2 separate regions of the Mus musculus genome follow, and region 2 is linked to region 1. The links are chromatin loops, found by intact Hi-C in ENCODE. Cell type or tissue: heart. All regions are shown on one strand. Each heading gives the region's core, and the rest is flanking DNA. Links, peaks and the distances in the headings are about the cores only. Region 1 has its middle 120 kb from the start of Gm46879. Region 2 has its middle 11 kb from the start of Mir3471-1.

The links. Peaks named below come from ENCODE experiments on the same cell type or tissue, not always from the same donor. Only the 100,000 strongest peaks of a DNase experiment are listed, where the experiment ranks them.
Region 2: it touches region 1 in a loop (15-fold over the local background); 19 of 42 quality-filtered maps call a loop at or near these places.

Annotation. Positions count from the first base shown.
Region 1 is chr4:10,283,131-10,298,530 of GRCm38, forward strand. No RefSeq gene overlaps it. Among named protein-coding and RNA genes, the nearest start is that of Gm46879, 120 kb to the right of the region's middle. In heart, for the core only: a CTCF peak has its summit at 7,387 (motif pointing right); no DNase peak of the experiment used is centred there.
Region 2 is chr4:10,827,268-10,842,667 of GRCm38, forward strand. No RefSeq gene overlaps it. Among named protein-coding and RNA genes, the nearest start is that of Mir3471-1, 11 kb to the right of the region's middle. In heart, for the core only: a CTCF peak has its summit at 8,450 (motif pointing left); no DNase peak of the experiment used is centred there.

The sequences.
Region 1 (15,400 bases), core at 3,867-11,866:
TTGTTGAATTAAAATTTGTTGGATTTAAAAAAAAAAGTTTAATCCTATGGAGACAAATTTGTGTTGTCTATTTGCTCTTGGATGCTTGGCCTTCACTGGAGGGTGGTCAATTCACCAAGAGCAGCGCCTTAAAGAAAACTGATGATATACGTCCCAGGAGGTATCAAGGACTTGTCCCCACCTTCCTAACCACTGTGGAATTTTGTCTGACTTGAACTTGGTCTTCTGCACAGTATCCCAAATGCTGTGAGTTCACATGGGCAACTAGCTAGCTAGCTATATCCAGACATCTTTTTCTCCCGGATACTAGCATGCATTACATTGATTCCTTTCTTTTGCCAACTCTAGGCCAAACCTCACTTGGATATTCTAGATGATTCTTACAAAGTGCTCTTGGGATTGATTTGAGAGTGTTTTCCCATCTTTTCTTTCTACCTTCTCTTCGACAGTGATTCCTGAGTGCTGTGAGTTGTGTGTGCAAATGTGGGAAATAGATGTCTCCTTTAAAGCTGAACACTCTGCAGTCTCTGTTAATCTCCATCTACTGCAAGAGGAAGCTTCTCTGATGAGGTTGACACATGCACTAACCTATGGTCCTAATGATGATTAATTTTAATCAGTTTAATACTATATCCATTTAATGTAATAATAGTAGGTTCTCTCCTAGGACTTGTCTAGCCATAAGTAAGTCAATCAAAGATCTCAACATGGATGCCACTGTTTTTTGAGGTTGTTTGTGTGTTTGTTTGTTGTTTTTTAGTTTTTATTTGGAAAGTGAGAATTTTAACAACATAATTAGAAGATGCTCTATACCCACCAAATCCCTAAAACAAAAAATTTGGTTATAACAGTATATGGAGAGAGTGAAGATGTCAAGCTTTGTTAACAAATCCTTAGTTAACAAGCTAGAGGTATAAATCAAACCAATCATATGCAGTTCTTAGGACCCAGAAATTCTATTCCAAGGAGTGTGTGTGTGTGTGTGTGTGTGTGTGTGTACATATGTGTGTGTGCATGTCTTGTGATCAAATATCCATATACAAATTCAAATATGTGCCAGAAGTGTATCATGTGTAATTGTTTGACAAATACAATTTTGTAATAGCATCTGTATCTACATCATTATCTGAAAATGCATATTCTAATTTATTGCAACATGATTTTGAGTAGTGAACAAACGGACATGAAAACTGCTGGCGTTGAATGAAAAATCAATGGCTGTACAAGCAGTGGTTTACTTAGCAGTCTGCTGCAGTGCATGTATGTGTGCTCCGAAAGCATACTTCCCATGTGTTACACCATCTATATTCATGACAGTTCAACACAGAGTACAATTCATCTATTAAACATAAAGACTGATGGTTCTGGGATCAGTTTTCATTACCAGAGTCAATGGGTCGCCTATGGACATGTTCCATTTCTTGGGCATGAGAAGCACAACATTGCACAGTGTAAAAAACGGCCCACAGGAAACTCATCTCGAATAAAATGCCAATAACACTGTTAATGACCAGGACGTTAGCATAAGTAAAGATGACTAGCAGTATGGCAACAGAACTAGGAAAGTGTTTTTGAGATCAATGTAAAAGTTGGACGCCACTTTTCTTTCCAGCCTAATTACTATGACTAGAACTTTTAGGACAATCCCAAGAAATGGCATAGAAAATAAGCCTCCTGAATTTAGAGAGAAAGCTTCTAGCTTTGTTCCTACTGAATATGATGTTATCTGTAAAATACCCCTAAATACCCTTTGTCATGTTTGGAATTTCCTTTATATCCTTAGGTTATGGCATTATGGTATGGTATTGGGCTGTAAGTGATTTTCTTCACTTGAATTAATTGTTTTCTCTGATAACAGCATCTTCAGTCCCTTGCTTGTTGACAAGTCTCACTTGTCCATGTTGGATAATCCTTACAGCATCTTGATGGACTCGATTTTCTAGTGTTTTTCCAAGTGAAGGTTTTCAAATTTAGTTTCATCTACTTTTAAAAGAAAATTAGTTATAAATGAGGCATTGTGAATTTGTATTTCAGTAAGGTTATTAAGTACTCAATGGAATGAAAGCTAATTAGTGGAGCAAAATTAACACTAAGGAGGTTCTCAACAGGGTGTTCCTGCTCCCTGTAGTTCTGACTGGTTCTCCTCAGTATGCTTACAGATAAAGAAGACATGCTTGTCACACTTTCAATTGAGACACCTGAGAGACATTTAATGTTTGATGGAACAAAATAAAAATTCTAACATATTGATGTTACATCCTTCTAACTCCAGCAGTTGGGAGGTAGGGTCAACTTCAAGGTCAGCCTCAATCACATGGTGAGTTTCAGGCTAGTCTATGCAACATGAGACCTCTTCTCAGAAAGAAAAAGGAAAGTTCTGACAGCCTATGATAACCAGGCCATGCTAACAAGATACATTTGCAACCTGGGATTGATAAAAATGTTTATGGAAGGAGGGGGTCACAGGGGTGGTGAAGAGAGCTGGGATGGGCTCACTACAAACCATCCATCAAGCATGTGGAGGCTTCAGAGAAGAACTGTAGGCTAGAACTGTACTGACTCCATAGTGTCCTCGGCAAACATGTGCACATATGTGTAGGGTGTGAGGCTTGCTTAGTGCTGCTCTTGGCTCTGCAGACCAGTCAACATCTGGAACATTTATTGCTTGCAGCTCTGGGTGCCAATTTTTAAGTGACATACTGGAGCTCGTCCAGAGAGAGTGACCAGGACAAAGAAAGGGCTCAAAATCATGTCAGGCCAGGAAATGTTGAAGGAACCAGGGCTGTTTAGCCTGGAGGAGAGGAGATTAAGTGGAGGGATTTTATAGTTTTTTTTTTAAATCATGTTAAAGTAAAAATTAAAATGTCTGCATGCTTCTAGAGTAGAGAAAACACCCTGGAGGTGGAAATTAAACAAAGGGAGAGGTCAGCTCTCTGTTAGAGAAATGATATTTGTAACCCTGGTGGATAAAAGCGATATTGGGTGCCTAAAATGATGATTTTTTAGCATCTTAGCTCCCCATTTCTGGGACTAAATTCCCATACCTCCATGGTTACCGTGGGAACACACTGGAGGATGCACCTGACACTAATCAGGCTAATAAGTCTTCTCCTGGGATGTGGGGATGTGGGGATGAGGAAGAGCCGAGCTGCCTGTGGTGGAGTGCTCAGAGACAGAACTAGGGAAGAATTTCTATTTATTTATTTATTTATTTGTTTATTTATTTATTTATTTATTTATTTATTTATCTATTTATTTATTGCCATGAGCAGAAGAAATATAAAACAAAAGACAAAGGAGAAGAAAATGAACAGGAGGGGTAAAGAAGGAGGCAAGAGGAGAGAGGAGGGGAGGAGAGGGGAGGGGAGAGGAGAAGAGAAGAGAGGGGAGAGGGGTCAGAGGAGGCAGAATGGAGAGCTGAGTGTGTGATTCCTAAAGTCCAGATAATCCAATAATTTGGTGTTCTCCTACTCTTTCACATTTTTTGATTGTATCAAATATCACAATATCAATTCAAAGGCTACTATCCACAGCTTTAACTAGTGCTACAGATTTTTAAATTTTTTAACAATTAATTAATTTAGTGTGAGAATTGGTTCTTTGCTCCTACCATGTGGCCTCTGGACATAGAATTCAGATGGCAAGTGTTTTTACCTTCTGAACCTTGTCACTCACCCTACAGTCAAGTTTTGTCTCACTCGATTAAAAAACAAAACAAAACAAAACAAAACAAAACAAAACAAAACAAAACAAAACAAAACACCCTCAATAGCAGCTCTCCTTGAAGGTTATGAAGTCATCATATCTAGAGATGTTGCAGAGAGGCAGGGCTTCCATCTCCTACCAAGAATTCTGTGAAATGAATGGGAGTAAAACTAAAATTAGATTTACCATGAGCAGATAATTTTTGAAGTTAAATGTGTTATCACAATTGGCACGTGGTAACCAATATCCAAGAAAAACAGGTTAAATGAAGAAATGGTAGATTTCAGCTCATGGGTTCAGAAGCTTTAGCCTGTCATATCAGGCAAAGTATGGCAGAGCTACCAGAAAATACAGAGAGAGAGAGGAAGAGAGGGAGAGAGGGAGAGAGAGAGAGAGAGGGAGAGAGGGAGAGAGAGAGAGAGAGGGAGGGAGGAAGGGAGGGAGGGAGAGAGGGTGGGAGAGAGGGAGGGAGGGAGGGGAGACAGACAGACACAGACAGACAGACAGACAGACAGACAGACAGACAGACAGAGAAACAGAGACAAAGAGAGACCATCCTCCTGCTTTTCCTATCCTGCTTCAATCCTACTTCTCTGCCACCCATACGCAAGGTCCTCTCTACCTGGCTAATCTTGTCTGAAAGCATCCTCAAATACACACCTAGGGTTGAGCTTTTCCAGTTTCCTTGGCTTGGCACTTCTCAATCCAATCAATTGGCAATCAAGATTAAATATCACACTGTGTGAAGGACCTATTAACTTGTTTCCCCTGTTTTAAAATATACTTTCTGCATTAAACATTTTCACCAAAGGAAAAAGGTAGGAAAAGGATTTTAGTACATAAAGAAGTTAGAGTAAATCAGCAGCTCTCACAAAACTGGTAGACTTAGGAAATAAGACTCAAAGGTCATGGCCCTGGAAATTTTGACTCTGCTCATAGTAGAGTGAAGCTTGGAATTCGACACCTGTTCAAAGTCCTCTGGATGATGGGTTAGATGACAGAAGACAAATCTTAAAGATGGGTGGGATCAAGAGAACCAAAGGTTGAAACTGAACAATGCCTCTAAACTGTGAGAACTCACAAGGTTGGTTAAGTAGCAACAGAAAGAAATGGAGGCAGTCTCACATTCTTATTCTCACAGATTTTTAGAAATTACCAAACTTTTCCTACCAAAAAGTGATTTTAAAAAAAAGTTACATGTGCATCTAGACTGCTCGGCTCATATACATATACATATAAAATGGTTGAGACAATGATAACTGTATTATAAGCAAGGGTTTGCTACTGCTCTGTTCTTTACTTGCATTATACTAGTGAGGACGCTGTTACTGCAGACCTTTAGGAAGACTGCAGATGGTGACTAATTTGGGGTTATCAAGAGCAAGGGTGGAGTACTTCCCACTCCCACCACATGTCTGCTTGGGTATTACGTTCAGAGCTTAAGTCAGAGTGTCTGCCCTGGAGGGCCACCCTGGCTGCATTCTAAAGAATCAACAGATTGGTAAAAGAATCCTGATAAAACAAAGTCAACTGTTTCAACTAGAAGTGTTTTTCCACAGTTTTTATTTGCTTTTATTTGTTTGTTTCCATTTAGCACTCAATTTGCTAACAAAATAACATCTAATATTAACATAAAGAAGCAACAGCAAGTCAACCAAGGATGATGAAATAGCTCTGAGAGTCACTAGAGAATGCACAGAGAGAATGAGGAAGATGAACCCCAAGAGGGCAGGTTTCTCCCTGCCTGGCTCACTGTCCTTTCCTTGAGGGATTTCAGTAAGCCCGTGTTCAGTGGGAGATCTTTGAGACAACTAGGGCTCAAAGTGTAAATTTACATCTAGGAATTCCTTCAAAGATACAACCCTTGAAATTTTATAAAAATTATTTCAAGCAGAAAAATTAAAGTTCACAAAAGAAGACACTATGTCCTGTGGACTAAATAGCTACTTCTAATTCTGTGGAGAGGGATTTTCAAGTGTGAGGACGTGAAGATAATCACAGTGGGCAGAAAAAGCACTCACACTGCTCTGGCCCCTTCTGCTCTCTGTTCATGCCCTGGCCTCTCCCAGAATCTTTCAACTCTTGTTTTGAAAGAGCAATTTGTGAGGCTATGCCAGTGCCTGTCAAATACAGAAGTGGATGCTCACAGTCATCTATTGGATGGAACACAGGGCCCCCAATGGAGAAGCTAGAGAAAGTACCCAAGGAGCTGAAGGGGTCTGCAGCCCTATAGGAGGAACAACAATATGAACTAACCAGTACCCCCAGAGCTCATGTCTCTAGCTGCATATGTAGCAGAAGATGGCCTAGTTGGCCATCAACGGGAGGAGAGGCTCTTGATCTTGTAAAGATTCTATGCCCCAGTATAGGGGAAGGAAGATTGAGTGGGTGGTTTGGGGAGCAGGGGGTGGGGGGAGGGTATAGGGGAATTTCAGAGAGGAAACTAGGAAAGGGAATAGCATTTGAAATGTAAATATAGAAAATATCAAACAATAAAAAAGAAAGAGCAATTTGCCTCTCTTTTCCCTCCTTGCTTGGCCTTCCTCTTCCCCTTCTCTCTTCTCTTTTGATAGCTATTTTTCCCCTAACAAAATCATTTCCTTCCTTCCTTTCTTTTTTCCTTCCTTCCTTCCTTCCTTCCTTCCTTCCTTCCTTCCTTCCTTCCTTCCTTCTTTCCTCTCTCTCTCTCTCTCTCTCTCTCTCTCTCTCTCTCTCTCTCTCTCTCTCTCTCTCTCTTTCTTTCCTATTCCTTCTTTAGCCCAACCTTTTCATTTGAGATAATTATGAGACTAAAGAATTAATTAACTAATTAATTAATTAGGTTACTAGTCTTTAGGAACTTCATGATATGCACCAAAACATATTTTTACTCTCATGATATTTTTTGCTAATGTATACTTTGCAAAACTCAAGTGCACATGCCTCTCATATCAAGCTTTAAAAATTGTGTATGCACATATCTAATTAATTGACATGAGGTCAAGACAAAAGATATTTCAGTTTTCCTGGAGCCTTTGTCTTATCCTTCCTCTCCAAAGGCAATTACTGTTCTATTGTCCAGAAATTTTTTTACTATTCTGACAAAATTTTGATAAATTTTAAACTTTCTTGTGATTAAGAATCCTATAACTATTATTCATTATCTAACTCTTTTTTATCAAGATTATGTTTCATAGATTTGTTGAGAGTCATCTATGCTGCTATGTGTATTAGCTACTATTTTATCTAATGAAGTTTTATGTCCTTAAGTGAAATAATTTTTTCCTTCAATAATTATTGACCAAGTTAGGTTGTCTCCTACAAATGCTTGGTTGAAGGAGGCCCATCTACCCACATCTTCCATCTGATAGTTTCATATGGAAAGGTCAACACTACTTCCTGAGGAAAATGAAGTTCCTATTTGAGAGTTGTATTTCCATCTCTCGGTATCAGTAGGGGATTGTGGATGGAGATGGTGGGGTTGTACATGAAGTTGAAGGTGGTGTAAATTGCTAAAGGTGGGGGTTCCAGATAGAGCTGGTGAGCTTGTCACATGAGGTTCCTTGGAGTGCGTTCTCACAGATTGTCTCTGTTGTTGTACTTATTCCGTTCTTTAATTGGATAACTCTATAACTAAGTCACTGAGCACCAGTAAATCTTTTAGGGATTCATTGATCTTACTACCCAATTCCTGTTCATTTTTTCCCACCACTAGAGGTCAGGGTTCAGTTATTACTATAGAGTACTGAATAAGTGTAAGGGCGCAATGAGGAGACCTCTGAGGATGAATTGAGTTGTGAGTGAAATCAAGAGCAAGTATGAAAATCATGATCTACTCTACTCAGGCAAAGAGGTTGCCACCAGAAGACATTAAAAACTCACCTCCAACAGCAGTACTGATTTTAATCAAGACACTTAATTATCTTAATTGACATAGCCATTGTGTCTAACACAGAATAGACACTCTGGTTTCTCTTTCTTTCTTCCTTCCTTCCTTTCTTTCTTTCTTTCTTTCTTTCTTTCTTTCTTTCTTTCTTTCTTTCTTTCTCTCTCTCTATCTCTCTCTCTCTCTCTCTATCTCTCTCTCTTTCTCTCTCTCCCTCCCTCCCTCTCTCTCTTCCTTCCTTCCTTCCTTCCGCTCGCTTTCTCTCTCTCTTCCTTCCTCTCTCTCTCTCTCTCTCTCTCTCTTTTCCTCTCTTTTCTTTTTTCTCCTTTGGAGTTACAAGTGTTTATTTTTTTTTTAATTATGTTGACTTCGGGAACAGAACTTAGATCCTTTGGTGGTGGGAGAGATAGTGAAATTTCTTAACCACTTAGCCATCTCTCCAACCGATTTATTTCTTTTAAGTAGAAGAATGATTCAGAAAGTTGTAGGCATCCTCAGTTAGAATTTCTAGAATTTCTTGGATGCCAGGCTTAACATAATAGTAACAACAATAATCTGACTCAAGAAGCTAAGGGAGATATTTTAAACATCTCCAAGATTTTCCCAACAACTACCGGTGTTTAGTAGGTAAGTATCACTATTTTATAGACCACACTTGAGAACTCTGGTGTTACTTCTTAAAACTCCACTTTTTTGCTTCCTAACTCTTTATTCTACTGTTGGAATTTTTCCAGACCAGCAAAGGCAAACTGCAAAGCAGATTACAGAAAAGCAAGGTTTAGACATAATATAGACCAGTTGGTTTCAGAGACGTTTAAGCTGCTAAGCACTGGGTTGTGTTAAATCTAGCTTAGAAGTTCTGTTTATTAATTAATTAGAAGTAGGTTTTCTCTGGGCAAGTTAGGATAGAGAGCCATGGCTCTTGCCACTCAGATCCCAGGATCTCTACTGACTGCTAAGGGTATGCTTGTAAAATCCCACAGCTTCAGTAACATTGTGGGGGAAATCTCATTATCTTAAACCCCACATATATTGCACTAGAAAAATGAGAGACATCCAGTATTTGCTCAACTCGTGTTGTCCATTAGCAAAGGTGTTGGAAGGAAATGCAGTTGCAGTCCAGTTATTTTATGTGAATTTTAGAGTTTCTTCCTCAAAACTTACACTTCTTACACACACACACACACACACACACACACACACACACACACACACAGAGTGCATGCACACAATGACTGCAGCTAAAACTACCTAAGTCAATTTAATGGGGCCAGATGCTTGCATTGGTAAAGCAGTAACCCTACCATACCTGGATTTAATGGGTTAAATTGTATCCTAATAAATTTTGGAAGTATACTCAAGAAGGAGATTTGATCTCTTCAAGGAAGAGAACAGTTGTCTATCACGTGTGAATTAGAATCTGTTGCTGTGGTCACCACATGTTTATCTCACATGCTGGAGAGCCATGTGAAAGTGTCCTCAATAAACAAAGAGAGGCCCATTTCTGCAGGATGAGAAGGTAAATACCATTCATGGTGCTGGTGGGAGAAGGCAGTGCCCCAGTACTGCAAAGGAAAGTAAGTGGAGGCTCTGGGGAGGAGAGTGAGAACTGGAATCTCATACATAGTCATCAGAGTGAGTTGTCCATTGGCCTCTGAGGGACGGAAAGCAAGGAGAACTTTGGAACAGCTTCTGGTCCCATCTGTCCTGTCATCTTTTAGGTCTGCACATTTAGTCCAGGCATTTGAAAGGCTTTAACTGAAATGAACGACAGTGTTCTCAAGTTCAGGAGAAACTGGGACATTTTCTACCAGATAAGGATTAATAATTGAAAAGTTTATTTTTACCTACATGCTTGAATTTTCACGTGTTGTTCATATGACATTTTAAGTTAAGGCTTTTCTTTTAATAGCTGTGTCTTAAATTTTAAAATATTCTTAAAGTACCAAAGGCATAAGGATTTGCTGTTATTTTTCTATGGTTTTAGTAAATATAGAGTATATTTTTTTCAGTGTATTTGGGCAACAATAGAGCAATTTGTGGAAATGTATACTAATTTCAGTTCTTGGGTCTGGGAAAGACTAACTCTTTGCACAACTAAACAGTGGGATCAGTCATCTAATATTTATCCATTTCATGGATAAAATGTGAGAGCACTTGAGGGTTGGGTACTCCTATGGTCACATGCCTTTGGATAAGTGTAGCTTTTGAGTTTTTAACTCACCAAGTGGGATATGTCGATATGTGCTTGGCATGACTAATGACCAGATCATATCACACATGTCCATTATATAAGTTGAAACAGAGAGAAGATGTGAGGAGTTGTATATTCCTTAAGGTTATGTGTCTTTGTGAAATTATAGCTTTAAAGTTATTGAGTCATTTAAGTGGGTCTGCTGTTATGCACATGGCATGGAGGATGGAGTTGTTTTTTTTTTTTTTTTTTTTTTTTTTTTTTTTTTTTTTTTGCTATACAGTGGAGATACTAGCTACAAGTGTTCAAATCCCAACATTTTGTTGGGAATGAGAGTCAGGAAATAGTTGAGTTAAGATAACATTTTCCCCTGTTAAAGGGATAGGAGGTTCTGAGTTTTCTCTTTGACTGCCAGCCGCTATATTGAAAAACTAGAAACCAAACACCAGAGAACTGGTCAATGTCTACTAAGCCTCTTAACTCTGAAGAGCTTGGCCTAACGCACAATTTTGAGCATTCCATCCTTCAGAATTCTAATAGTCAAGGACAATATAAGATGTTTTCTTTTGTAGGTTCAAATTTAAGGTCACCAGAAGGTCAAAACAGAAAACCAAGGATTTATCCTTAAGGACAGAGGGGCAAATAAAACCCATCATCTGCCTGCAGATTTCAATAGAAACATCCCCTTCCTAGCATCCTCTCGAAATCGTGTCTGTAAAATGTCCTGTGACTGGATGGAGCCATGCTGGTACGGAATAGGACTGTCCAATGAATTTGTAATGCTGAAATACTTGTTTCTATTGCTTTAACAATTGAGCATCAAATCCATACCACTAGTTGACTTCTGACCTTTGGATTTATTGACATTCCAAATCGAACCCCAAGTCTGACATCACCAGTAGACACGAAGAAAGGTTTAATCTGCAATGCTTTTGTCTTTTGATGCTTTCAAGCATGGAAACAGGAGACTAGGGACATGAAAAAAGATATGAACCAAATTCAGACTTATGTACTGGTTAAGGGTATGAGCTATATTGCAAAGGCTGAGGTCACACCCATTTTCAAGATGCTTCAGGGTGTTACAAGCATGATTTTATGCTTGGGAATCTCTCATTGAGACCAACTGATGCACCTTGAGCTTCAGCTTACCTAGCCAAACAGAAATACAAAATTGCCCCAGTGATGACAAACAACTACTTAAATAGCCAGGAATGGGGATGGGAAGGGTCTCTGCCTCTCTTCTAACAAAGAAGGGAGAAGCCTGCAACAGTCTTCAGCTCTAGTGTGGTACAGCATGAGATTTCTTCCAGGACAAAGATACAGCAACACTGGGCTCTAAAATAGTTAGCATATTATATGATGGCCAGAATCACTCGCTAGCCAGCATGTAAAATAACATATGCTCAGGTTAACACATCCAGGTTTGCTCCATGGTCATATTTACAGACAGAATTACCCTTAGGATGCAGACAGAGTTATCATGTTAGTGATCATAATTCCTATGTGCAACTTGTATCTAAACAGGATCACTCTTTAAGGGGAAAAACATCCTATTGAGTACCTAATATGTGTTATGTATTCTTACAGACATGAATAATACAATAATATACAAAAATCCCATTGCATTTATAGTCTAGTATAGTCTAGTAGAATAAGTCAATATTAATTCAATAAACATATCTATGTATAATTGAAACCATGAGTGAGAAGAAATCTTATTAATCTGTGATTTATTTTTCAAAATGATCTTTCTCATTGTGTCTCTTCCACACCCATATCTTCCCCTTGGTCCTTTGTTTCTTCCTTGCCTCATGAGGTTGTTGTTGTTGTTGTTTTCTCTACTGCCTCTTCCCTAGACTCTTTCTCTTCAGAGAATGGCAAGACTTCTCTCACTGAACACCATCAGTCGAAGCCTTTTGTCTCCTGTGATCATGAGGTCGAGTTCTCCATTCATTCTAACAGACTACACAGCAGCACCTTAACAGACAAATTTAAAATGTTGCTTTGCCCCATCGTAGGACAGAGACTCAGAGGTCGAGGAGGACAGACATTATTGGGCTCATTTTGTGACAGCCTCAGAGTTAGTCATTGGTACCAAATTCCAAAAGTATTGGGCCAGAGCTCCAACCCAGCTGGAGCACATGAAGGGTTGGCAAGAGTCCCCCTGCTTCTCCAGGGAAGCAAAGATACATGGATCAGTTTTAGAGACAGAGTTGTCTCCCAAACAGTAATCAGATTCCTGTCTCACATCCCACAGTCCCACAGGTGTAAACCACATGAACAAATATGTGCTTGGGGTGAGGGTAGGGGTGGCGGAGAGGTGATGACAGCTCTGAATTCATAATGCATCATCTCAGGTGGCAGCTGTGCATCTGTTACATATTTTGAAACCTCCCTCCCGTACCGGCACAGCTATTTTCAGCAGATAATATCTAGGACTGACTAAGGGCAAGTCATATGTTACCCAATGGCCTGAAATGGCTCAAGGAGATGGATAAGGGGAAGGTGTTGGGGTTGTAACTTGTATTTTACATCCTGACTTTCAAAACCTTTGAGATGGCAGCTTTGATTCAGTCTTAGAAACTGGTCTTAATTAATGGGAACCAGTTCTCTATGTGGAATTCTTCGACAGGCTCTTTGGGTCCCTGCTTCCCCAAAACTCCTTCCCAACCATAGGGATTTGAACAGTTGCAGCCCTTGGGGCTCCTACAAAGTACTTCCAGCCCATATGTGACTAAAAGTGATAATCCCAACACGTTCTGCAGGAAGAAAAATTGTGATGGGAACAGCCAGTGAAGCATTTGCTGAGTTTTAGTAGGAGGTGTGAAAAATATGTAACTCTACTCAGGGTCATCCCTGCTGGCCTCGCTGCTAGCCTCAGCATGTGTGAAGGGACGGGGTGGAAGCAGCACTGAGCTCACATCCATCTTTCTGTGGCCCCATTAATCTCTCCTCTTCCTGAAAACCAACTTATCTTGCAATTGGTTTAAAATCTCCCAGGGCTGCAAATAGGGCAATGGGTGGCTGCTACACTGATGAGTGTCTGCACTAATTAGAAAAAGATGCTCCTGCTGGGGGGAACGTTTGCAGAAAGACGCCCCCCTCTGGGCAGACCTACTAGTGAAGACAAGATATGCCTTCATCTCAGCAGAAATAGGTCCATACCAGGACTCTCACTCAGCAGAGAGAGACAGAGACAGAGACAGAGACAGAGACAGAGACAGAGACAGAGACAGAGACAGACAGACAGAGAGAGACAGACAGAGACAAAGAGAGAATGCTGTATTTCTGGTCCCCATTACTTCAGTCAGACCAGTGTCCATGGTGGCAAGGCAATGCTGTGGCTCCCCAAATTGGAATGACCAATTTCCAAAATGGAATGTACATTCTTTCAGCCAAGTTCTCTCACAACTGATACCTACATCCTTAACCTCTCTGCACTTAACAAACACCATACACTCAGAAATCCCTCAGAGATCAGATGGGCATCAAAATGGAACAGAAAGCAAACAGCAGTGGTGTCAGCTGCAATGTCACATTCCATTAGGTCATTGCTGACTCCGCTTTCTTCCTCTTTTTCTCTCTCTTTTTCTTTCTTTGTTTCTCTCTTTCTTTCCTCCTTTCTTGTGTGTGTGTGTGTGTGTGTGTGTGTGTGTGTGTGTGTGTATGTATGTGTTTATCCCACCATCCCATCTTACAGTTTCTTCTTTTCTTCAATGAGACTGTTAGGAATTTAATTCGAAGGTTCACTCAGTTACTGTGATTTCTGTGGTATATAATTAGGATTTTTTTCTTTAAATACTTAAAGTGACTCTGTAATAAGAGACAGATATGAGGAGAAGCCTTCAAAATGAAGGCTTTAAATTGTTAGTGACTATGTTAACAGACAGAATATTTTAAAATATATGAGGGCATTAATGTAGTTCATAGATGACAACCACTCTTCAATTTTGGATTTGGTACATGCAATGCTGTGTTGCATGAGCCTTCACTTAACACCATTTCTTTCTTTTAGAGAATATTATTCATTTTAGAATCTTGGAATTTACAGTTGCTTCTTCTGCAGCCATCTATATAAAAACAAAGAAATTCAAGCCAGTAGTCAGAGAATAACTTATTTATTGTTGTCTAACTTCAGGGGGCTTATTGTAGTAATAACTTGGTTAGCTGAAATGGTTTACAAATCCATTAAAGACAATAGAGAGCAGAACATATTGAGGTCCCTGCAGCCCTGTCAAAGGTACCTTGAGAAAACACAAGGCCCACAGGCAAAAGACATCCATTTGTCCTGATTTCCAGACCTATTCTGGACAGGGTTGCTACTGACTAGATACAGTTACTAAAATTTCTGTTCATTAACCCTAAATATCATAAAATTCTGTCTTTTGCTCACAGTAGCTACATTAAGAATCTACAGAAATCTGAGAATGGGAGACTAGGAGGAAAACATTTGTTCTTGCTTTTTTTTTGGTTGGGAAAGGTAGCTGGGTAATGAAAGAATAGGTTTCTGGAGTTAAGTTCCAGCTCTGATATTTGTTCTGGATAACTTTGATTTATTTAAGTGATACCTTCTGAACCTCCATTTGCCCACCTATTAAATGAAGCTACTGTACCTACATCACTAGTGAGGATTATAAATGACATGATGGGTAAGTCACCTTTGCAAACTGACACACCACAGAGAGGGACAGTGCTAATGGAGAAAGAACACAGGTTTCTCCAAGAGAACTTACTCCAGCTGTCATTTCAGCTTCCACACGAGGAATATATGTCTGACAGTGCAACTCTGATAATAAAATTTCCCAGCATCTCCTTTGGATGCACACCTCTCTACCATCCTGTAACAAGCACCATCCGTTCTTCCATCATACCTTGCTTCCCCAATACCGGGTCATTACCCTACATCTCCCCCTCCCCCTTTCTTTTTCAGAAAGAATCTGAAACTAAATGACTTGTCAAGTGTGTAATCTCACAATTAACTAGAAGTTGTAATTAGACTGAAATGTAGTATTATCTTACCTGTGGGAGGGAAACTATGACCACAGAGCCAGTCAGTAGCTAGTGAGCAGATACCAGGAATAATGTGGGTAGGAGCAAAGCATCCCACTTGGGGACCACCTCTGATCACATCTTTTCTCTTTCTCTGATTTCTTTCAGACAAGACACTGGGTAAAATCCCCCTTGCTGTTAGAAGGCCAAAGCAGCCATCCCTTTAGAGACCCACACACCTGCACTTGGTCTGTTTCTTTCTGACACACCAACCGCTTTGGAACATCTGGATAAATGGCTTAAACTCAGCATCTTTTCCTGTTTGGGGGCTCAGTCTCCCATGGACCATAGTGTCAAGTGTTTTTGCTTAATTCCACCCCCCTCACTGCTGTCTCTTCCATTAGTGCTGTCATTTTCTTAGTTGTAGGGTCAGTAACCAGTCTGGACAATAGGCCTGCTACAAGACAGTCTTTGCCTTGGATATAAATGACTCATAAATCATACCTTTATAACAGTAATCACATTCCCTGGTGTCTAGCAGGTGTGTTGCCTAACAGTTTGTGATCTGTCTGGCTAGTGAGGCATCTGTCAAGTGCATATTTTTGGACCTCTTGTATTGAGTGTACCACTGCCAAGGTTCTCTCTCT
Region 2 (15,400 bases), core at 4,093-12,092, 540 kb after region 1:
ACAAGGCCACGCTTGCTCTCCTTCTAATCCTATCAAAGAGTTCTACCTCTGTCTTATGCTTTCTGTTGCTTCAGTGAAACACCATGACCAGAAAGCAAGTTAAGGAAGAAAAGGTTTATTTGGCTTATACTTCTCACATCACCATTCATCATTAAAGGAAATCAGGCCAGGAACTGAATGCAAGAGCCAATGCAGAGATTATGGAAGGATGCTGCTTACTGGCTTGCTCCTCATGGCTTGCTCAGACTGCTTTCTTTTAAACCTTGGACTACCAACCCAAGGTTGGCCCCACCCACAATGGGTTGGGCCCTCTCCCATCAATCACCGATTAAGAAAATGCTCTACAGGCCTGCCTGCAATCTGATCCCATGGAGGCATTTTCTCAATTGAGGATCCTTCCTCTCAGATGACTCCAGCCTGTGTCAAGGTGACAAAAAACTATCCAGCACACTTTCTCATGACTAAGCAAGGACATGAGCCTATGGAAGCCATTCTTATTCAAATTACCACAATCCCTACTCATTCCAAAGCATACCTGTGTAGTATTTCTGATATAGCACTTAGCTATGAGCCCTTCAACACTGGCTTAGTGTTCCTCATATATTGTCAAATACATAAACTCCAAATTATATATTAAGGCAAATTCCATGAATAGAATGTGTAGATTGCTAGACCAGTGAACCTCCTCCCATCAGAGTTTGCATTGCACTGACTTGTATTATAACCACCTGGCTGTGCCTATTTCATCTTTAAATGTCTGACCATATGATAAGGAAAGACTAAGCCCATTTAAGAATGGTTAAACAACTATACACATGCTCTTCAACCTACAATAGGGATATTATCTTGATCAACATTATAAGCTGAAAACATCCTAAGTTTAAGATGCATTTAATGCCCTGATAAACTCATGTAAAGTCAAATACCATGTTAAATTAGAGAGGTAGGACAAAGAATATATTTGTATAGACTCAAAGTATCTCTCCATAAAGCCCTTATGATCCAAGACAAAAGTGGTAACTTTATATCAGAAAAGACTAACAGACTTCACTTTTACTGAGTAAGCAAATTTCACAGAATCCATATGTAGTTAAAACACTAACTGAACCTCCAAACATAATGCATTTATGAGACCACAGCATCATATCTGATAGTCTTATGCAAATGTACTTTAATAAATTATGAGAAAATACCAGACAGATCAAAACTGAAAGACAATCTACAAAACAGCTGACCAATCCTCATCAATAATATCAGACTGAGATCAGAGAACATAAATACCAAGTAACTGACCCAAAATTGAGAAAAGTGAGGAAATTATATACAATTATCATGGTGTGTTTCTCTTCACCCCCCCACCTCCAACCCCCATAGTTCAGATGCTGGAAGCTTGGGTACCACTGTGGTAATTGAGAGGCAGGAAACCCCATAAGAAATGTGGCCTGCCACTCAATAGGAGGGAAATCATGCCTGGTACTAAGAGAGGGAAAATTAGCCTCTTCCAGGGACGCAGACCCTAATTGGTATGCAATACAAAGTGATCATCTCTGAAATCATGTACACCCAAGCCACACTAAACAGACTCAGTAGGTGGTATTTATATATTTATGAATGAGTGTGTGGGCATGTGTGTGTGTGTGTGTGTGTCTGTGTGTGTGTCTGTGTGAGTAACAATAACAATCAAAGGAAAGAGGCCATCAATTTGAGAAGGGATGAGCGGGCAGAGGAAGGGTTAGAGGGAGAAAGCATAGGAAGTATTGGAGGAAGAAAAGGGAAGGAGAGAAGTGATTTAATTATATTTAATTGTATGTAATTATATTTTATTTTTAATATTTAATAAATAAGTAATACTTGAAAGTGTGGTCTAAGGCACTGAGGCCTCATGAAGTGATTGATGCTGATCTAAAAAGAGTCAATTGATTCCCATGCCAGTGTATTTAAGCTCTGCCGCCCCTAAGTCTCTCTCCTCCTGTCCCACACTGTAATCACTTTCTAGAGTTCCTACTGATCACTGCCATCATCATGATGTGTCCAGAAGGCCCTCACCTTTAACTGACACACAGCCTATTAGACTTTCTACCTACTAACTAAACCTCTCTGATTCTAAAGTATCCAATGTCAGGCACAATTATAGTAATGCAAACAGGTAAACCATCATTTGGAATGCATGGTCCCAACATGGAAGCCACAGCATGACAAGGACATTAGTAGGACAGTTGTGAACTTGGACAAATATGCTATCTAAATAACAATGGCATGGTTTATTCCTGTTGGGAAATAGCAGGGACAGAACTAGAAACAGGTTTCTGCTGTCCCTTGAGAGTTCCTGCCACTACACAACACTGCCTCACAGTATCTAGAGCAAACCAGACCAGAGACCCATGGCCCCAAAAGAACAAAAATATTGATGGGACGGGAACACATAACAGACTTTCAATACCAGAAAATCACTATTCTACAGTGTCTTAGTCAGGGTTTCTATTCCTGCACAAACATCATGACCAAGAAGCAAATTGGGGAGGAAAGGGTTTATTCAGCTTACACTTCCATACTGCTGTTCATCACCAAGGAAGTCGGGACTGGAACTCAAGCAGGTCACAAAGAGCTGATGCAGACAGAGGTCATGGAGGGATGCTCTTTACTGGCTTGCCTCCCCTGGCTTGCTCAGCCTGCTCTCTTATAAAACCAAGACTACCAGCCCAGAGATGGTCCCACCCACAAGGGGCCTTTCCCCCTTGATCACTAATTGAGAAAATGCCTTACAGTTACATTGAGGCATTTCCTCAACTGAAGTTCCTTTCTCTGTGATAACTCCAGCTTGTGTCAAGTTGACACAAAACTAGCCAGTACATACAGTGTTCATAAAAATTGCTTTACCCAAAGATTTTTTTATTTTATTTATTTACACTTTATGTACGAGTGCTCTACATGTATGCCTGCATACCAGAAGAGGGCATCAGATCCTATTACAAATGGTTGTGAGTCAACATGTGGTTGTTTGGGAATTGAACTCCGGAAGAACAGCCAGTGCTCTTAACTGCTGAGCCATCTCTCCAGCCCATGCTCTCCCCAAAGTTAAAAAAAAAATGTCATGTTTAAAGTATATTAAATTATTTATATGGGAAGGAGAAATTAACATCTCATCTCCCCACCCTGGGTCTTTACTAATGATGACAATGCTTACCATTTGATGAGTAACTATTGTTACTGTTAGTGTTCTCAGTTGTTAGTTCACTCAATTGTTGAAACAACTCTATAGTATAGCTATATTATTATTATTCTAGAACTGCTAGTGAGATAACAGAGTTTAAGCAATTTGTCCACAAATCACACAGTTAAGGGATGAAATAACAACCCTTGGTCCAAGTTCTCTTTACTATCATTTTTATCTTTTTTGCCTTTCCTATAAATAGTCTCAGAGTCTACACTTTCTCTAGGACACTTCCTCCTACACTTCCTTGAAGTTATGGCTTCCTTTCAGATCTTTAGGAAATCTCATTTCAAATAGTTGAAAGTCAAATGTCAGCCACACTCTACAGTGTTCATTCCACTGAACAGACCACACCTGAAAGGGCTGAGGGGCTGAATAGGAGAAGATAAAAGCAAAGATCTAGTTTGTCCTTTCACGCGCTTACCGCCTTTCCAAAGATCTCCTTTACAACTTTATCTTAAGATGATGCATTGCCCTAAGAAGAGACTTTTTCAGCCCACAGGGATTTGATGGCATATGGATCCTTATTCTGTATCCTCAGGTCCCTCTCCTACCCTATCCAGAGCTGTAGCATATTGGGGATATGTTAAGTGAAAACCATATGATTTGTTTGCTCACAATTACTTGACCCTTATGATTTAAGTGTGAAATGTCTTCCATTGGCTCAAAGGCTTGACCGCTTGGTCTTGGGAAGGTCTGCTGTTTTGAGAGGTAGCAGAACTTTGAACAAGCATGATTGGCAGATGTGGGTCACAGTGGGTGAACCTCTGAGGATTATAGCCTGCCCAGCTTCTAACCGAAGCTCTCTCAGCTTCCTAGCCTCAACAACAACATAACAACTTGCCTTACAATTCTGTTGACATGGATAGGAGCCAGTCCATCTCACTGACTTCCCCACCCCTCCATCCTTGCTTCTATTTGGTGTTCTATCACAAGAAAGGTAACTAATATAGAACCATCCTAAGAGATTTCTCAAATGAGACATGGTTAGTTTGGTAAATCATTTAACTATGCATCTCCAATGAAATATTTTTTTCCTTTTTTTAATTTAATTTTATTTTTAATTCATTTTTTACACTCCATATTCCATTCCCTGCCCCTCCCCATCCACCCTCCGACTGTTCCACATCCCACATCTCTTCCCCACCCCACTCCATCTCCATGTGGATGTCCCCATCCCCCTCCTCACCTGACCTCTAAACTTCCTGGGGCCTCCAGTCTCTTGAGGGTTAAGTGCATCATCTCTGAATGAACACAGACCTGGAAGTCCTCTACTGTGTGTGCGTTAGGGGCCTCATATCAGCTGGTGTATGCTGTCTGTTTGTGGTCCAGTGTTAGAGAGATCTCGGGGTTCCAGATTAACCAAGACCGCTGGTCCTCCTACAGGGTCACCCTTCTCCTCAGTTCCTTTCAGCCTTCCCCAACTCAACAACAGGGGTCAGCTGCTTCTGTCCATTGGTTGGGTACAAATAACTGCATCTGACTCTTTCAGCTGCTTGTTGGGTCCCTCAAGGGCAGTCATGATAGATCCCCTTTTGTGAGTGCTCCATAGCCTCAGTAATAGTGTCAGGCCCTGGGACCTCCCCTTGAGCTGGATCCCACTTTGCTCCTGTTACTGGACCTTCTTCTCCCCAGACTCCTCTCCATTTCCATCCCTGTAATTCTTTCAGACAGGAACAATGATGGGTCAGAGGTATGACTGTGGGATGGCAACCTCATCCCTCACTTGATGTCCTGTCTGCCTGCTGGAGGTGGGTTCCACAAGTTCCCTCTCCCCACTGTCGGATACCTCATCAAAGGTCCCTCCCTATGAGTCCTGGGAGTCTCTCACCTCCCAGGTCTCTGGTGTATTATGGGGGTCCCCCCAGCCTATTTCCTGAGGTTGCCTGTTTACATTCTTTCTGCTGGCTTTTAGAGCTTCAGTCCTTTTCCCTCACCCAATATCAGATCAGTTTCCCCTCTACCCCACACTGCCCCCCCACTCCACCCACTTTTCCCTCCCAGGTCCCTCCCTCCCTCCCCACTTGTGGTTGCTTTCTTCTCTCTCCCAAGTAGGACTGGGGCGTCCTCACTTGCGCACTTCAGCTTGTTGAGCCTTTTAAGACCTGGCTATACCACTCTTGGGAATATACCCAAAACATGCCCCACCATGCCACAGGGGCACCTGTTCCACTATGTTCATAGCAGCCTTATTTGTGGTAGCCAGAAGCTAGAAACAACCTAGATGTCCCATGACAGAAGAATGGATACAGAAAATGTGGATACAGAAAATTCATTTACACAATGGAGTACTACCCAGCTATTAAGAACAAGGACATCCTGACTTTTGCAGTCAAATGGATGGAACTAGAAAATATCATCCTGAGTGAGGTAACTCAGACCCAAAAGGACATGCATGGTATGTACTCACTACTAAGTGGATATTAGCTGAGAGAGAGAGATATGAAATAATTATTTTTTAAAAATTTAAAAATTGAAGAGGGCCCAGCATGGTGGTGTACACTTTTAATCCTAGCTCTTGGAAGGTAGAGGCCAGCAGATCTATAAGTCCAAGACCAGTTTGGTCTGTATAGTAAGTTTCAGACAAGCCAAAGCTATACAGTGAGCACTGTCTCAAAACACAAACATAAGAAAAGCACCTTTAAAGAGGAAATATTTATTATGTTCATGCAAAATTTCATCAGTCCAGTCCTGTTGTGTGGCTTGGTTGTTTCTGGGCCTCTGGAGACAATGCATGGCAGAGGGCATGGTTAAAGACAGCAGTTCCTGTCACAGAACGGGATCATAAGGAGATCAAAAGAAAAAAAAGGAGGCTGAGAAAAAATAACCCCCCCTCACAGCTGAAGTTGGAGCTCTCATTATTAAAAAGTCCTCCTCTTAACATTGTTGGATTAGAAACCATGTCTTCAACACACAAGCCTTCTTGGCTATTACAGATATAACCCATATAACCCATAACCCACAATACCACATAACCACACACCACACAGACACTCTTAAAGCTGAATAGAAAGTCTTCACTGCTGGCCAGTGGCTGCACAGGAAACTTGCCTAAATCATGCAGCCCTGAGCTTTGTAGCCTTTTGTCTTGTATGCACAAATCTACATCCTGGTTGTTCTACTTCAGTTAGCAAGAAGCAGAACTACAGAAGCCAAAACCTAAAATGTAGGGACTTCCCCGGAACTATGCTCTGGTCTCTGATGAATAAGGTCTTCGTTGCTTTTGGCCAGTGCTGGGTCCTTCATACTGGATTAAGGTCAGAGCAGTGCCTCTGGCAGCACACCAGTTGTGCCACGGTCTGTGGCCTCTTACAACAGAACAGCTGAAGCCGGAAAGAAAGGGGTGATTTAGCTCACTGTCTTAGAGGCTAAAACTCCACACCAGTTTCAGCCTGCCTCATCGTGTGAAAGGCCCTGTGCAAGAGCACAAGCAGAAACAATAGGTTACATCATGAAGTGAGCCACAGAGAGTCGGGAGTGAAGCTTAGCCATTGGTGGCAACCCATCCGTACAAGAACTAATTCCATTCCCTTTCAAAAACATGACACCCTAGGACCTGTGTCCCTTCACTATGCTCTGCCTCTTTTTTTATTAGATATTTTCTTTATTTACATTTCAAATGTTATCCCCTTTACTGGTTTCCCCTCCAAAATTCCCCTATCCCATCCCCCTCCCCATGCCCACCAACCCACCCCCTCCTGCTTCCCTGTCCTGGCATTCCCCTACACTGGGGCATTGGGACTACATGACCACACTGAGGACCAGTCCTCAATACATGAACCCTGGAAAACTAAACCATATTCAAACCATGGTTCTGTCTACTATCCCTCTCACCTCAAAGACACTCACATCCAGGAATCGGTTCACAAAAGGCATAGCTCAGAGCATGAATCAAAAACTCATAGGAAAACCTTTCATCCTTTATCTCCCTAATCCTTACTCACGTTTTCTCTCATTCCTTACTGCTTCATCCACACTATTCATGTCGTAGACCATGTTCCTTCTAGAAAAAGTCTAATTTCATAATCCATCTTGAAGCTGGTAAATGACATAATCCCAACAGAACGTAAGTAAAACTGACTCAGCTTTGAGCTGAGTCCTCAGATCACAGACTTTCACCTGTCTCTGTTTTCAGGTTTCTGTCAATGTATCCCTTCTGTGGCTGCCTCACAAAACGTCCCCATGCTGAGGTGAGGGCTTCGGGGCCCTCACAGCACTGACCTCCTGCTCAAGGATGCTTAACAACACTGTTCACAAGCTATAATCATATAAAAACAAAAAATAGGACAGCGAACCATTCATATTTATGAATATACACAAACTGTGTCTCCAGACACTGAGGGGATGGGAAGCTGCTGCCAGGTTGGAAGGAGTAGCACGGTTTATCATAAGCCCATCTGAACATCTCCGTGTGCATCACAGGAGTATATTCTCAAGCTAAGAAACTGGGTCAGCAAGACAGCTTAGTGAGTAACGGGGCTTGCTGCCAATCCTGGTTATCCCAGGGACCCGCACTGTTGAAGGAGAAAACCAACTCACAAACGTAGTCCTCTAGTCCCCACACAGACACAGAGACAGAGAGGCAGATGGGTTAGATAAGCAAATGCAATAATAATAATTTTGTTTTAAATGTGATTGCCTCAGCTTCGAAATCTGTTTTGGCTTTTGTATCTACAGCTCTTTAAAAACCTATCCTTGCTTCCTCTTTATTTTCCATGGGCACCTCAATTTCCACTTCTTTACAAAAAGAACGTGTCCCTTCGTTCTGATTTTATAATAAACTTGATGCTGGCTTTAACTTCACTTGTCTAATATCCAATAAAACTACCCCAGTCAGCAGGGAAGATAGCTGTTTCCTGATGCTTTAAAACCCTCAGTTCCCATATCCCTGGCTTCTTCCACATCCTTCAGTGTAAGGCTGCCAGATCCTTCCTTCAGTGCCTACCCAAATGTAACAGAGTATCACCGCGCTCATGTCTGAATCGGTTTCCCAGATCCATCTTCAGGGCCAAGGACTTCACAGCCTTGTAACATGCAGTGAGAATGTAACCCACGATCCAGGCTGAAAATTCCTTCTTTAGCTAATCATGTCCCCAAAAAAGACAGCAAGCATTACTGTGTCTAAACCTAGGTATATTATACCCCATAGTTCATGTTACAATGATTTTTTTTTTTTAAATGTGGGTAGATTGAGACAGAGCTGGGAATCTCACCCTGCAGTGCCCCCTACTGGTCATTTTAAGAAGCGGCCAAGAAGAACTGACAGGAATTTTTAAAACAGTGCTGTGGAAAAATCCATATGCAAATGATGTTATTGCATTGTTTACACATATACATACATGTGCCTTTCAAATTGGGCATCATTTTTGAATCTGTCCTACCCTGGTTATTAGCATACAGAGAATGTCCTTAAGTCAGATAGGTGACAACCCAGTGTCAACAGAAGAAAGAGGCGCTTCAAACTCCAGGCTGGCATAGAAGAAGGGCCCCTCTACAAAGAAGCAGTGTATTTAAAGTCTTCTTAAGAACTCCTAGGTCCTCAGCTTCAGCATCAGCCACAGGTCTTGGTTCTTTGTAGCTGGCTGTTGGGCCCTGCCTAGTGGGCTTTAAGACCACCTAGGAACCAGCCTTTTGGGACTTCCCAAGCTCGCTTTACTACAAACACTGGATCTGCCAGGCCTAGGGTGTGAGGCAGATAGATGCCCTACGAGTATCCCAGTCTGGCAGGCATAGTTACTACACAGAAGAAAGGCCAAAGCCACACTTGCTCTGTAATGTGGCTGTTGCACCCAGCCCTCCTTGGCTCAAACAGACTTTTTTTTATTTCTGAATAACTTTTGGGGGGTAGAAACCAAATTTCTATACACACACATACATACACACACATGAATATATGTGTGTGTATATACATATATATGTATATGTATATGTATATGTATATGTATATGTATATGTACACACACACACACTTACTTTTGAGGGCCTATTTATGTTCTGAAAGTCATTCTTTCAGGAGTCTGACCTGCTGTTTGTTTGTTTATCTGATCTACTTCCTGACATGTTTTGTTTCCTATTGTAATGGTGCTTTTCCTGAGATGGACTAAACGATTTATTTTCTGTTTTGATGTAATGTGCTGAAGAAGAAACGGGGGAGACCTTGAATGTTAACAGGATCCATGGTGAGGGTGTTTGGGTTGTGTGTTAAATAGCCATTAGTTCTGGAAGACCAGGACAGGACTGTAATAAAGTGGAAAGGAACGTGGAAAAAAAAAAAAAAAAAAACTCCTAGGTCCTGACTCCAGCCTCCTCATCTCAGTAGAAATAACAGGGTGGGAATCATCTGCTCCCACGCAAAACAAAAACTTATTCTTTGCTGAAATCTTCCTCTTTGTTTTCACTTCCCTTATGAATTCCCCCTTTCAACAGGCAAACAACTGTAGGAGGGACCACTGTGGATCTAAGGGGTTAATACAACTGCCTTCAACCAACTGACTTTTGTCTATCGACCAGTGGGAAATACCTTTTATTAGGCCTGTAGGGACTAAAAATTAAGGTTTCTGCTAAGGACTTTGGACATATACACAAGGAGGCCCAGAGACTGCAGGGCTCCAGGTATCCTGAATGAGTCTGCCCACAGCCCTATTCCTGAAGGAATCTATCCTATCAGACCTATCCTCGTGAATCTAACCTGCCTGCAGTGAATCAGGATGTTCAGGAAAAATTCATCCTATCTCTATGTTTTGGCCACAGCCTAAAGCTGAGATGACAATGACAAAGTCATCCCTGCAGGACTTGCCAAGGTACATCCAAAGACACTGTTCTAACGGGAGCCTGCACTCACCTCTTGACAACCTAAACCAAAGGAGGAAGTCAGGGCACAGTTAGGATTTTGTTTGAAGAAAGCCAAGGGAGTCCCAAGAGTCCTTTTACCAAAGACAGGGGAAACTGAGGCTCCTGTGTCTAGGACAACTGGTGGTTCTTCAATGGGACATCAGAGAAAGTGTGTTGTTTGTTCCCTGAACACTGCAGATGGCCCCCTGGCCTATCCTCTAAGTATCAAAGATGAGATGCTGGCTGGAAAAGCCTCATAGCGACGGAATGAGGAGACTCAGAGAACAACTATTCTGTTCAGAGTTTGGCGAAGCAAAGACATTCACATATTTCTGACTGGGAAACTCTAAACCCTAAGGAAGAGAAAACATTGAGGTTTCTGAGACAGATGCCATGGACGGACAAGCTGATCCCAACACAGGACAGATTTCCCAGAGCCATAAACTAAGGGAAAAGACAAAGATGTACAGTTTCAGGGATGGCTGCCCACATCGAGGTGCTCCAGGTGGGAACTGTTCGAATGAGAGTCCCTAAGACCTCACTGAGCTCTCTCATTCCCTGATGAGAATAAGCACCAGGACCACAGAGCCAACCCACCCTGTCTTCCCCACAGAAGCCCAAGGTCAAAAAATGAAGACAAGAGATAAAGTCTTGAGCCCTGACATGCCCTCTGATGAACTCTTCTAGAAAACAGGACTTAGGAAGAGTAACAACAAATATTTAAGTCATGTTCTATAAAACACATTCCTATACTCTATTACTAAATTTAATCCCCATAATTACTCTCATTTCAAAAGTGGGAAAATGGAGGTTCAGTGCCCTACTCCAAAATCCAGAATCAAGTCAGTAACTTTGAATCTAAACTATTTGAGTGTAAGATACTGTTTTAGTTGTGTTTCTGTTGCTGTGATAAACACCACAGACAAAAGCATTGGAGAGAATCTGTAGATTGCTTTTGGCAAGATGGACATTTTTACAATGTTGATCCTGCCAATCCATGAGCATGGGAGATCTTTCCATCTTCTGAGATCTTCTTTAATTTCTTTCTTCAAGGACTTGAAGTTCTTATCATACAGATCTTTCACTTCCTTAGTTAGAGTCACGCCAAGGTATTTTATATTATTTGTGACTATTGAGAAGGGTGTTGTTTCTCTAATTTCTTTCTCAGCCTGTTTATTCTTTGTGTAGAGAAAGGCCATTGACTTGTTTGAGTTTATTTTATATCCAGCTACTTCACCGAAGCTGTTTATCAGGTTTAGGAGTTCTCTGGTGGAATTTTTAGGGTCACTTATATATACTATCATATCATCTGCAAAAAGTGATATTTTGACTTCCTCTTTTCCAATTTGTATCCCCTTGATCTCCTTTTGTTGTCGAATTGCTCTGGCTAATACTTCAAGTACTATGTTGAAAAGGTAGGGAGAAAGTGGGCAGCCTTGTCTAGTCCCTGATTTTAGTGGGATTGCTTCCAGCTTCTCTCCAGGTCACAGTCCATAGCTGGGAGAATTTAGGCAGGAATTGAGGCAGGAGCAGAGTCAGGAAGAGTTTGCTCTGCTCCTCCTGTCTTTCTCTGCTACCCTCTTAAACAGTTCAGGCACACCTACCCAGTGGGCCTCCAGTGGGCTAGGCCCTCCTACATCAATTTAAAAATAAGAAAATGTCTCACTAACATAACTATTTGCAATTTGATGGAAGCAACCTCAGTTGAGTTTCTCTCTCCCCACGTAACTTCAGTTTGTGTCAAGTTGACAAAAGCTTACCTTGCCAACTTGATACATCAAAATATCAAGGTTAAACCATAACCTTTCTTTTCTCACTATTCCTAAGATCTTATGTAAATATCAGAATATAAATTATAGTCCAACTTTGAAAAGGTCCGCAGTATTTTAAAACTTCCAACTATTTAAAAGCTTAAGTTCTCTTTAAAAATCCAACATCTCTTAACTGTGGGCTCCTGTAAAATCAAAAACAAGTTAAATATTTTCTTACTCCAAGAGGGAAGAACCAGTACACAGCAATAATCAGATGAAAGGAAACAAGACCTCAACAATATAAATAGTTCATTGTCGATATCTGGGAATACTAATACTCCTGATCTTCTGGGCTCCGGTGAACTTGGATGCCACATCTGCCACTGTCCTTGGTAGCCATCCCAATATCCTTGCATTTCCAGTATGTTGGTGTCTCCATGGAAACAGAGGCTGCACTTTCACCAATGGCCTCCTGGCCTCTTCTTAGGAACTCCAAGCCGTGGCACATGATGCCAGGCCTCAGCTTCTCTTCATGACCCCTTCAACCCTGCAGTGCCCGTGCTTCCAAAGTTAGTACCATATGGGAAACTCTTACACATTACCAGGTTTGTATGCCAGCTAGAGATGCAGCCGCTGGACCACAGCTTCTATGTGGTAACCTTGAGACAATATGGTTTTCCCTCATTGATGCTGTCTTATTACAGCTGATTTTCAGCCCCAGCTAACTAGCATCAATTGTCCCAGTAAAACAAAGCTTTCACTTTCACAGAGACTTAGTATAAAGTGTCAAACAAAATGCCCTGATTCTCTTTGCTTACTTCTGAAACTTCACAAGCCAGGCCTCCATGGTCTGCATGCATCTCAATACTTGCAGCTTCCAAACTCCCATAGATCAGTCTGTTATGTTTTGCATACTCCATGGACTTTTCAGCCCAACTTTTCAAATATTTCTACAGCTCTCAGAAAAAAAAGTGCATGGTCAGCTCTATCACACTGCTCTCCGATACCTACTTCTGACCTACCTTGATTTCTGCTGCTCTGATAAAGCATAATCAAAACCAACTTGGGGAGTAAGTGGTTTATTTAGCTTACAAGTTACCATTCATTATCCAGAAAAACCAAGGCAGGAACTCAAGGCAAGAATCTGAAAGCAGGAACTGAAGCAGAAACCATGAAGGAATGTTGAGTATTGGCTCACTTGCCCTGGCTTGCTCGGCTACCTTCATGTACAGCCTAGGCCCACCTCACCAGAGGTAACACTGCCCGTAATGGCTGGGCCTTCCTATGCCAATTATCAACTAAGAAAATGCCCCCACAGACACACTCACAGGGCAACTTCATGGAAGTAATTCCTCAAGTAAGATTCCCTCTACCTAGAGGGCTCTCATATCAAGTTGACAAAAACAACCTAACCAGCATGGGTACCAATTCCAGAAATCATTTGTAAAACTCACTGAGATGCTTATTCTTGGTTGTCAGTTTGACTACATCTATAATTAACCCAAGAGTCTGAGTATACCATCTGAGTATACCTGTGATGAATTTTTCTTGATTGAATCATTTGAGGTGGAAAGATACACCTTGAATCTGATCTGGGCCATGCCTAGTGGTACCTGGTGGCCATGGAAAAAGGAAGTGCTTGCTCTTCCATGATTGCCCTTGCTCTCACTGGGAGCTTCATCCCTTCACTGCCATTAGGGCCTCTTTTAGGGGGATTCCAATATATTCTGAAGACCAGCTGAGACATCCAGCTTTGTGGACTAAACAACTACTGGATTCTTGAATTTTCTGTTGGTAGACATCCATGTGTAGACTAGCTTAACAACCTGTAAACCTCTATAGTTAAGTCCTTTAGATAGATAGATAGATAGATAGATAGATAGATAGATAGATAGATAGATAGATAGATTCATTTTATTAGTTCCATTCCTCTAGAGAATCCTCATTAATAAACTCACCTTCTAGTTTAGTTTCTAAAAACGTCAATGTCTACATGGTGCAATGGACAGATATGTCCCCAAAATTCATAATGTTGAAATCCTAACCCAGGTATTAGAGAAAGCATACTTTGGGAAGGTATTAGGTCCCTTACAGTGAGATGTATGCCCATACAAAAACAACTTTCAGAGATGCTTTTCCCCTTCAGCTGTGTGAGGATACCATAAGAGGAAGCCACCTAACATACAGAAAGTGGGTTTTCCATAAACCCTAATCTATTGTTGCCTCAATTGTAGAGGTTCTCAAAACTGTAAGAGAATAAATTTCTGTTCTTTATACACTCTCTGTTCATGGTGCATGCCCAAATGGCCTAAGATATGAAGAATCTAGTACTATTTCATGACTAATAAGCCATACTTGTAACCTGCTAGCTACCCACCAGAAGCCTAGCCCACCAACTGATAAGTGACCCTTTGAGTTATTTTTTAATTCCATTATGTCTATGGGTGTTTTGTCTGCATGTATGTCTGGGCATGTGTGTGCTTTGTACCTGCAGAAACCAGAAGAGGGCATCCAGTCTCTTGGAACTGAAGTTATAGACAGTTGTGGGTCACCATATGAGTGCAAGAATTTAATCTAGGTCCTCTGAAAGAGTAGCCAGTGCTCTTAACCACTGAGTCATATCTCTAGCTCTTAAAGATCCTTTAAGAATAACCTAAAATACTAAAGTTTCCTGTGCCTTGTAAAATCCTGAAACACCCTTCTTGAGATTTGACCATCAACCATGTAACAACACAAGATGCTCTTGCCTTTTCAAGCTCTGACTGCCAATGCTTTTCCCGGCCAGGTGGCCGTCCATTCCCAACGACTGAACCCCACAGTGTGCACCTCTCCTCAACCCATGGGAAGCAGTGGTCAGTCCTCAGTCGGAGTGTGCACATGTCAAGAAGCCCCAGCACACATTGTTTCCAGATCATTCCTATTGGAAATTCAGATATTATATATGATGTTTAATTGTTACTGTAAAATACAGTTCTCCATGTTTCTCAAACTGCTTGTCAGATTTCATTAAGTCAGATTATTAGTCAGTCCCCCTTTTCTCTCATCAAAAAAAAAAAAAAAAAAAGTAAGGGGAGAAACAAAAGTAAGAGCATCCCAATGCAGCAGTCTAGGGAAAGAAATTTCAGAAGTCAAAGATGAAGAAGGAAGTTTTTCTAATGTAGTTGCCCTTGAATGAGGGTGGCATGGCCTGGAGTTCTGGATTGAATAAAAACCAAAAAGAAAGTTGAGCACCGGAATCTATCTTTCTACCTACCTACCTACCTACCTATTTATCTCATGTTTTCTCCCCCCTCTATCCCACCTAACTCACTCTCTCTGTCTCTGTCTCTCTGTCTCTGTCTCTCTGTCTCTCTGTCTCTCTCTGTCTCTGTCTGTCTCTGTCTCTCTCTCTCTCTCTCTCTCTCTCTCTTGTGTGTGTTTGTGTGTGTGTGTGTGTTTTCTAAGTGTGTATAATACAGTTTGACCAGCTGCTCCACCATGCTGGACTGCATCCTTAAACTATGAGCCAACATAAGCTTTTCCTTCCTCAAGCTCCTCTTTCTTGTTCTTTTGTCACAGTAATAAGAAAGTAGTTGGTAAAAGATTCTACTATGATGCTGTTACTGAG